Linked DNA regions of Homo sapiens: region 1 is linked to region 2. A link is a contact called in ENCODE Hi-C or POLR2A ChIA-PET data. All regions are on one chromosome and are shown on one strand. Each heading gives the region's core, a stretch centred on a gene start or an enhancer-like site at or near the end of the contact. The rest is flanking DNA. Distances are from core to core; before and after follow the strand shown.

Evidence for each region. A loop is a pair of places that touch in the nucleus more often than their neighbours do. ChIA-PET counts read pairs that join two places held with the same protein, here RNA polymerase II (POLR2A). Pooled maps may share reads with other maps.
Region 1: a pooled map shows a loop between it and region 2 (2.3-fold over the local background). The contact joins two enhancer-like sites. A Hi-C loop is called at or near these places in 1 of 168 maps with a recorded cell type or tissue (GM12878), 24 of 37 single-sample maps with no recorded cell type and 12 of 50 pooled maps. POLR2A ChIA-PET finds 5 or more read pairs at or near these places in 4 of 52 experiments (GM12878, MCF 10A, OCI-LY7 and 1 more).

Annotation. Positions count from the first base shown.
Region 1 is chr6:132,455,675-132,458,634 of GRCh38, reverse strand. STX7 (syntaxin 7) reads left to right here. Exons shown (of 10, transcript NM_003569.3): 10 at 1-2,960. Among named protein-coding and RNA genes, the nearest start is that of MOXD1, 56 kb to the right of the region's middle. Within about 2 kb of position 1,544, at least 2 of the 41 ENCODE cell types and tissues checked have a DNase peak (open chromatin) inside an H3K27ac peak, as active enhancers do.
Region 2 is chr6:132,353,247-132,356,266 of GRCh38, reverse strand. The region is part of intron 4 of MOXD1 (monooxygenase DBH like 1); the gene reads left to right. Among named protein-coding and RNA genes, the nearest start is that of MOXD1, 47 kb to the left of the region's middle. RefSeq lists an enhancer at 697-1,896. Within about 2 kb of position 1,611, at least 3 of the 41 ENCODE cell types and tissues checked have a DNase peak (open chromatin) inside an H3K27ac peak, as active enhancers do.

The DNA of each region.
Region 1 (2,960 bases), core at 295-2,794, 100 kb before region 2:
GAACTGCTGTGAAAAGTGAAGGTTGCCCTGTGGAGATTAAAATTAGAGTTGTTTTCATAACTGACAGCATGGTGAATCCATTTGAGTCAAAGTGAAGAATTTCCTCATCAAGTGACTATACATTTGTTTTTGTGTGCTCAAAAGAAATACTCAAACACAGACTGATATTAACCAGCCAGGTAAATTGAACGACAATGTGGCATTAGGTATTTGGCTGTTTATTGGTCGTTAAATACTATGGTTTTGCAATATGATTGATGGTAAAAGAGTGATGTCATATTGATACTAGAGTAGCTTGTTTTTTTAGTAGGTGTGGGACCATCTCTTTTACAAGTGCAACTCAGTCTAGGACAGCCATGGATGCAGTGTCTGGAGTTGGACCCTCTGAGCCCGCTGGCTGCCCCAGTAGCATCTGCATTGGTGACCAAGGACACTGCACTTTGAAGAGGTCGCCACTGGGTTATTTAGTGTCTTCACTGCTTTTGTTAAAAATTGTAAAATTTTGTACACAAAAAGTTGTGTTTTTGAATATCAATTGTTTAGACACACCTACAATGATAAATAAGTGCCTTTAAAGGCCCCTCTTTCCATGAAATACATCTGTGGTTTAGCAAGGAAAGTACAAAATAGTTTATGTAGTTGGTATAATTTTTATTTGTGTCTTCATGTAGAAAAAATGAATGTCATAATAAAATATAAAACTTACGTAAAGAAAATAAAGTCATTGTCCACCTTAATAGCTAAGGTCCACAAGGGTAACTTATGCAGCATTTATTTTTTTTGAAAGTCAAAATTGAATTTATTTCTTTCACATGGCTGGTTTGCTGCAATATGAAGTTTCAGAATGGGCTGAAGTAAGTTGATTGAGGGATTTGAGTTGAATGACATTTTCAAGTTCATTTAAATATGATAAAAATTCATTGGTGGTAAATAACATCTGTCTTTCCTGGAAAAAAAAAAGTTGTGTATTTTCATGATTCAGTTAAAACAAAAAATGAGCCTGTGAATCCCAGGCCTTTTTAGTCCTCCATAACATTTGAACAGTTTGACTTGTCAGCAAAGAAATACACTTATCAAATTTTAAACCAATGGGAGCCTGAAAGTGTTACAGTGTACTGCTTCTTTGACAAAATTCTGTTTAACAACTACCCTAACATAATTTATAAATCAATTAAGATAAAACCATTTTTTTCTGAGTATTTAGGAATTTGTGTCCTCAAAATACTGTGACATGAAAGATAGGAAAGAAATTACCTGGTTGCCAGACATGCACGATTATCTTTCCTCATTTCAGCTGGATTTTCCAAAGTCAGTAGATTGGATAAAGCAGCATCTCATTCACTGAGGTCACAAGATAGGTAGGAAACTTCTTTAATGTGAATTTTGCATATTTTAACAATTCAGTTAGAAAAACAGAAACCACTTGATGGATTATAAGTGTAAAGTGTTTTAACATAGGGAATTAGACATCAAAAGGGTGGGTGAGGAAGGTGTCTGCGGCCCCAAAGTGGGTGGATCTCAGGAGCTGGCCCAGGCACTGCTGTGACTCTTGAGAACATCCAGAAGGCTGTGCTGTTGGCGTGCAGCACTGACAGTGTGTCTCAGGGAGCTGTCCCCAGCTGTCAGCTGTTAATAGCTCCAAAGCCAGTGCCTTGCAAGAGATTTTGAAACTGCTGTGAAACTCATGTCCTCTGCCCGCCTACACTTCTGTCTGCAGTGGCCTCTGAGGAAAGATGGTCTCTCCTTTTCTCATGGTCAACTCTCAACTTAGAACCAGAGACAGAAGGAGTTTGTGGGAAGTGTGGTTTCTGGTCTACCTGCACTGCAGAGGACATTCTAGAAAGAGAAGTGAGTTGACAGTCTAGCATAATTGTGAAACAAACACTGAGATGTACAGTTCAAACCACGTGAAGTGGAAGCCTCAGAATTTTCCTCACTTTCATTAAAGATTCTTTGATGGAAAAATTTAGAAGCATTGGCTCTAGATGGTAAGCAAGTCATTTTTTTCCAACCAAAATAAAAAATACATATACTAAGCTTCTGGGGCCCCAGGACTTAACACAGTTTCCTTCCTTCCTTCCCTTCTTCCTTCCCTCCCGTAGTAGTTGCTTAATAAATACTTAATTTGGCACTTATTTGGGGCCGGCTTTTTGCCAGGCTACTACATGCCTGGGCATAGTGTTCTAAGAGTGAACCAAAAGAATAAGCTTCCTGCCCTCAGGGAGTTTATGTTTTGTTATTTGGCATATAAAAAGAACTTGGTGTGTTAAAAGAAGGGAAATAGCTGTGTGAAAGGAATGAGGCAAGGAAGAAAGGGAATGTCTAAATATAAATCTCCGTTTGGACCAGCCTCCTGTTTATCCAGTTTTCCTTACTAAGTAACTGAATTTCATTTTCTTTTCTTAATTGACAGACTACCAGAAAATTGCTAGTTTTCTAAAGAGAAACTACTGATTTGAGTGATGATCTGTGTGTAATGGCTCCAAAAAGGAGCCGTTCTCTTGGTGGCAGCAGTTGGATTCAGAGCTTGGGCATCCTGATCATCAGGACAGACATTTACAGGATATGTATAGAATTACTGCCCCAAATAGAGGGCAAAGCACTAGACAGAAGGGTGAGATCCAAGGGGAATTTGGAATCTATATTTCATCAGAATGCACTCAAAGCAAAAACAGTAAGTATGCTCCATATAAAGAAATGTTTCTTAAAATGTTTTTAATTTAACCCTACCCATCCCTTGGCAAATCTTTTTCTTTTAAATCAAATAGGAATAAAGAAGAAAATCTTCCTATTGGCCCATTTTCTCATTATTCAAATACCATATCAATACACCAATTTTAATTCTTTGTTTTTGTAATCATTTGGTTAACATGAATATTATGTAATATTTTTCTCCAAATAATCCTAATTTTAAATGCAGAAATAGAGCTAAATAACACACTAAATAGGTTTTTGTAGAC
Region 2 (3,020 bases), core at 362-2,861:
TGTTCAACCCTTTACCGATTTCTTTTTAAAACATTCTTTTATTGAATTGCCTAGATAAAAGTGCACAAACAGTATAAAACTCATTGAATTTTCATAAGGTGAACTGACTCATGAAACCAGAATCAAGATCAAGAATAGAGTATCAACTCAGAAGCGTCCTTTGCGTCCCCTCCCAGGTACTGTCTGTCCCCAGAGGTCACCAGTTTGCTGACTTAAATCACTCTTTACTAATTTTGCCTGTTGTGAATTTTTTGTAGGTAGACAGAAACGCTAGTGCTCTTCTGTGTCTGGCTTTTTTTGCCGAACGGGATGTGCAAGTTGGCCATGTTGTTTGTAGAAAATAATGTGTTCATTTTCATCTTTGAATTTCATTTTCTGAACATACCAGAATTTTTTATTCATTTTTATTGGTTAGCTATTTCTGTGAACCAAACCAACCCAAAGTTCAACAACTTTAAATAAGCTTTAAATGAAGAAGCACATGTTATAGTTTACAAGTCAGCTTGGTGGTTCTTCTGTTTGTAGCTGGGCTACAAACAGGTATGTAACCAGCTTGGGTTGGGTATGCAGCTTTCTAATAGTGCCTGGGCTCTCTCTTCTTGTTGGGAGTCAGCTGGTTGTAAGCAGGTCTAGGAGGCCTCAGCTGAACAAGTGGGCTCTCCTTTATAGTATCTTGTTCTCTAGAAGTCTAGACTGGGCTTGTTCAAATGGTGATGGCACAGTTCCAAAAGAGAGAGTAGAAACTGTAAGGCCACTTGAGGCTTGGTTTGGGATTAGCACGCCATTGCTCCTGCCATAAGAAGCAGGCCCAGCCTACATACCGGAGAATGGTGATAGACTCCAACCCCTGAAGGTCTAGTTTGTGGGAGAACTTTCTGACCTTACCTGGAGTTGAGTCAATTTAGAGAGCTGAGCAAAATACAGGGATAGAGGAAGCAGTGGGAAAGGACCTGGGAGCTCACTGGGTCCCTAAGCATGCCATCCCTGCTTGGTACCACAGGGATCTTTTGGGAGGGTGACCAGAGGCACAGGGTAAAATGCCACAGGGAGAAGGAAGTCCCCAGCTGAACTTTGTAACAATTTGAATCCAGCAAGAAGCCTCCTGGCCAGAACCTGGGGAAGGGCACGAATCTGGTGTGCAGACTCCACGGGTGAGGGAAGAACCAAATCCTTTTTCTTCTGCACCTGGGAAGTGGCTAGTCTGGGGCAAGTTCTCAAGCCGTGCTCATCTACTGCCTGGAAACAGGATGTTGGGGGAGGGGCATGATGGGAGGGAGACCAGCCCTTCAGATTGTGTGGGAGCTGAGTGAGGCCTGTGACTGTTGGTTTTCCCCTACTTCCCTGGCAACCTGCATGACTCAGCAGAAGCAGCCATGATCCTCCTAGGTAGATGACTCCATTGACCTGGGAACCTCACCCCCATTCCCCACAGCAGCTGCAGCAAGACCCTTCCAAGGAGAGTCTGAGCTCAGACACACCTAGCCCTGCCCCCACCTGATGGGCCTTCCCTACCCACCCTGGTAGCTGAAGACAAACGCTATATACTCTTGGGAGTTCTAGGGCCCCGCCCACCACCACTTCCTCTTCGTACCACCACAGCTGATGCTCTCTGGAAAGTGCCACCTCCTGGCAGGACGCCAACCAGCACAAAAATAGAACTTTAAATCACCAAAGGTAAGAACCCTCACAGAGCCCATTTCATCTCCCTGCCACCTCCACTGGAACAGGTGCTGGTATCAATGGCTGAGAGGCCCATAGACAGTTCACATCACAGGGCTCTGTGCAGACAAACCCCAGTACCAGCCTGGAGCCTGGTAGACTTGCTGGGTGGCTACACCCAGAAGAGATATAACAATCACTGCAGCTTATCTCACAGGAAGCCACATCCATAGAAAAAAGGGGAGAGTACTATATTAAGGGAACATCCCCTGGGACAAAATAATCTGAACAGTAGCCTTCACCCGTAGACTTTTCCTCTGACAGAGCCTACCCAAATGAGAAGGAACCAGAAAACCAACTCTGGTGATATGACAAAACAAGGCTCTTTAACACCCCCAAAAAATCACACTAGCTCACCAGCAATCGATCCAAACCAAGAAGAAATCCCTGATTAACCTGAAGAAGAATTCAGGAGGTTACTTATTAAGCTAATCAGGGAGACACCAGCGAAAGGCAAGAAAATCCAAAAAACAATACAAGAAGTGAAGGAAGAAATATTTAAGGAAATAGATTGTTAAAGAACAAACAATCAAAACTTCAGGAAACCTTGGACACTCTTATAGAAATGCAAAATGTTCTGGAAAGTCTCAGCAATAGAATTGAACAAGTAGAAGAAAGAAATTCGGAGCTCAAAGACAAGGTCTTCAAATTAACCCAATCCAACAAAGACAAAGAAAAAATAAGAAAATATAAACAAGGCCTCCAAGAAGTCTGGAATTATGGTAAATGACCAAACCTAAGAATAAGGAAGAGGTATTCCTGAGGAAGAAAAGGAATCTAAAAGTTTGGAAACATATTTGGGGAGATAATCAAGGAAAATTTCCTTGGCCTAGCTAGAGACCTCGACATCCAAATACAAGAAGCACAAAGAAGATCTGGGAAATTCATCACAGAAAGATAATCACCTAGGCACATCATCATCAGGTTATGATGAAGTTAAGATGAAGGAAAGAAGTGTAAGACCTACGAGACAAAAGCACCAGTTAACTTATAAAGGAAAACCTATGAGATTAACAGCAGATTTCTCAGCAGAAACCCTACAAGCGAGAAGGAATTGAGGCTTTATCTTCAGAATCCTCAAACAAAACAATTATCAGCCAAGAATTTTGTATCCAGTGAAACTGAGCATCATATATGAAGGAAAGATATAGTCTTTTTTAGACAAACAAATGCTGAGAGAATTCGCCACTATTAAGGAAGCACCACAAGAGCTGCTATAAGGAGCTCTAAATCTTGAAACAAATCCAGAAACACATCAAAACAGAACCTCTTGAAAGCATAAATCACATAGGACCTATAAA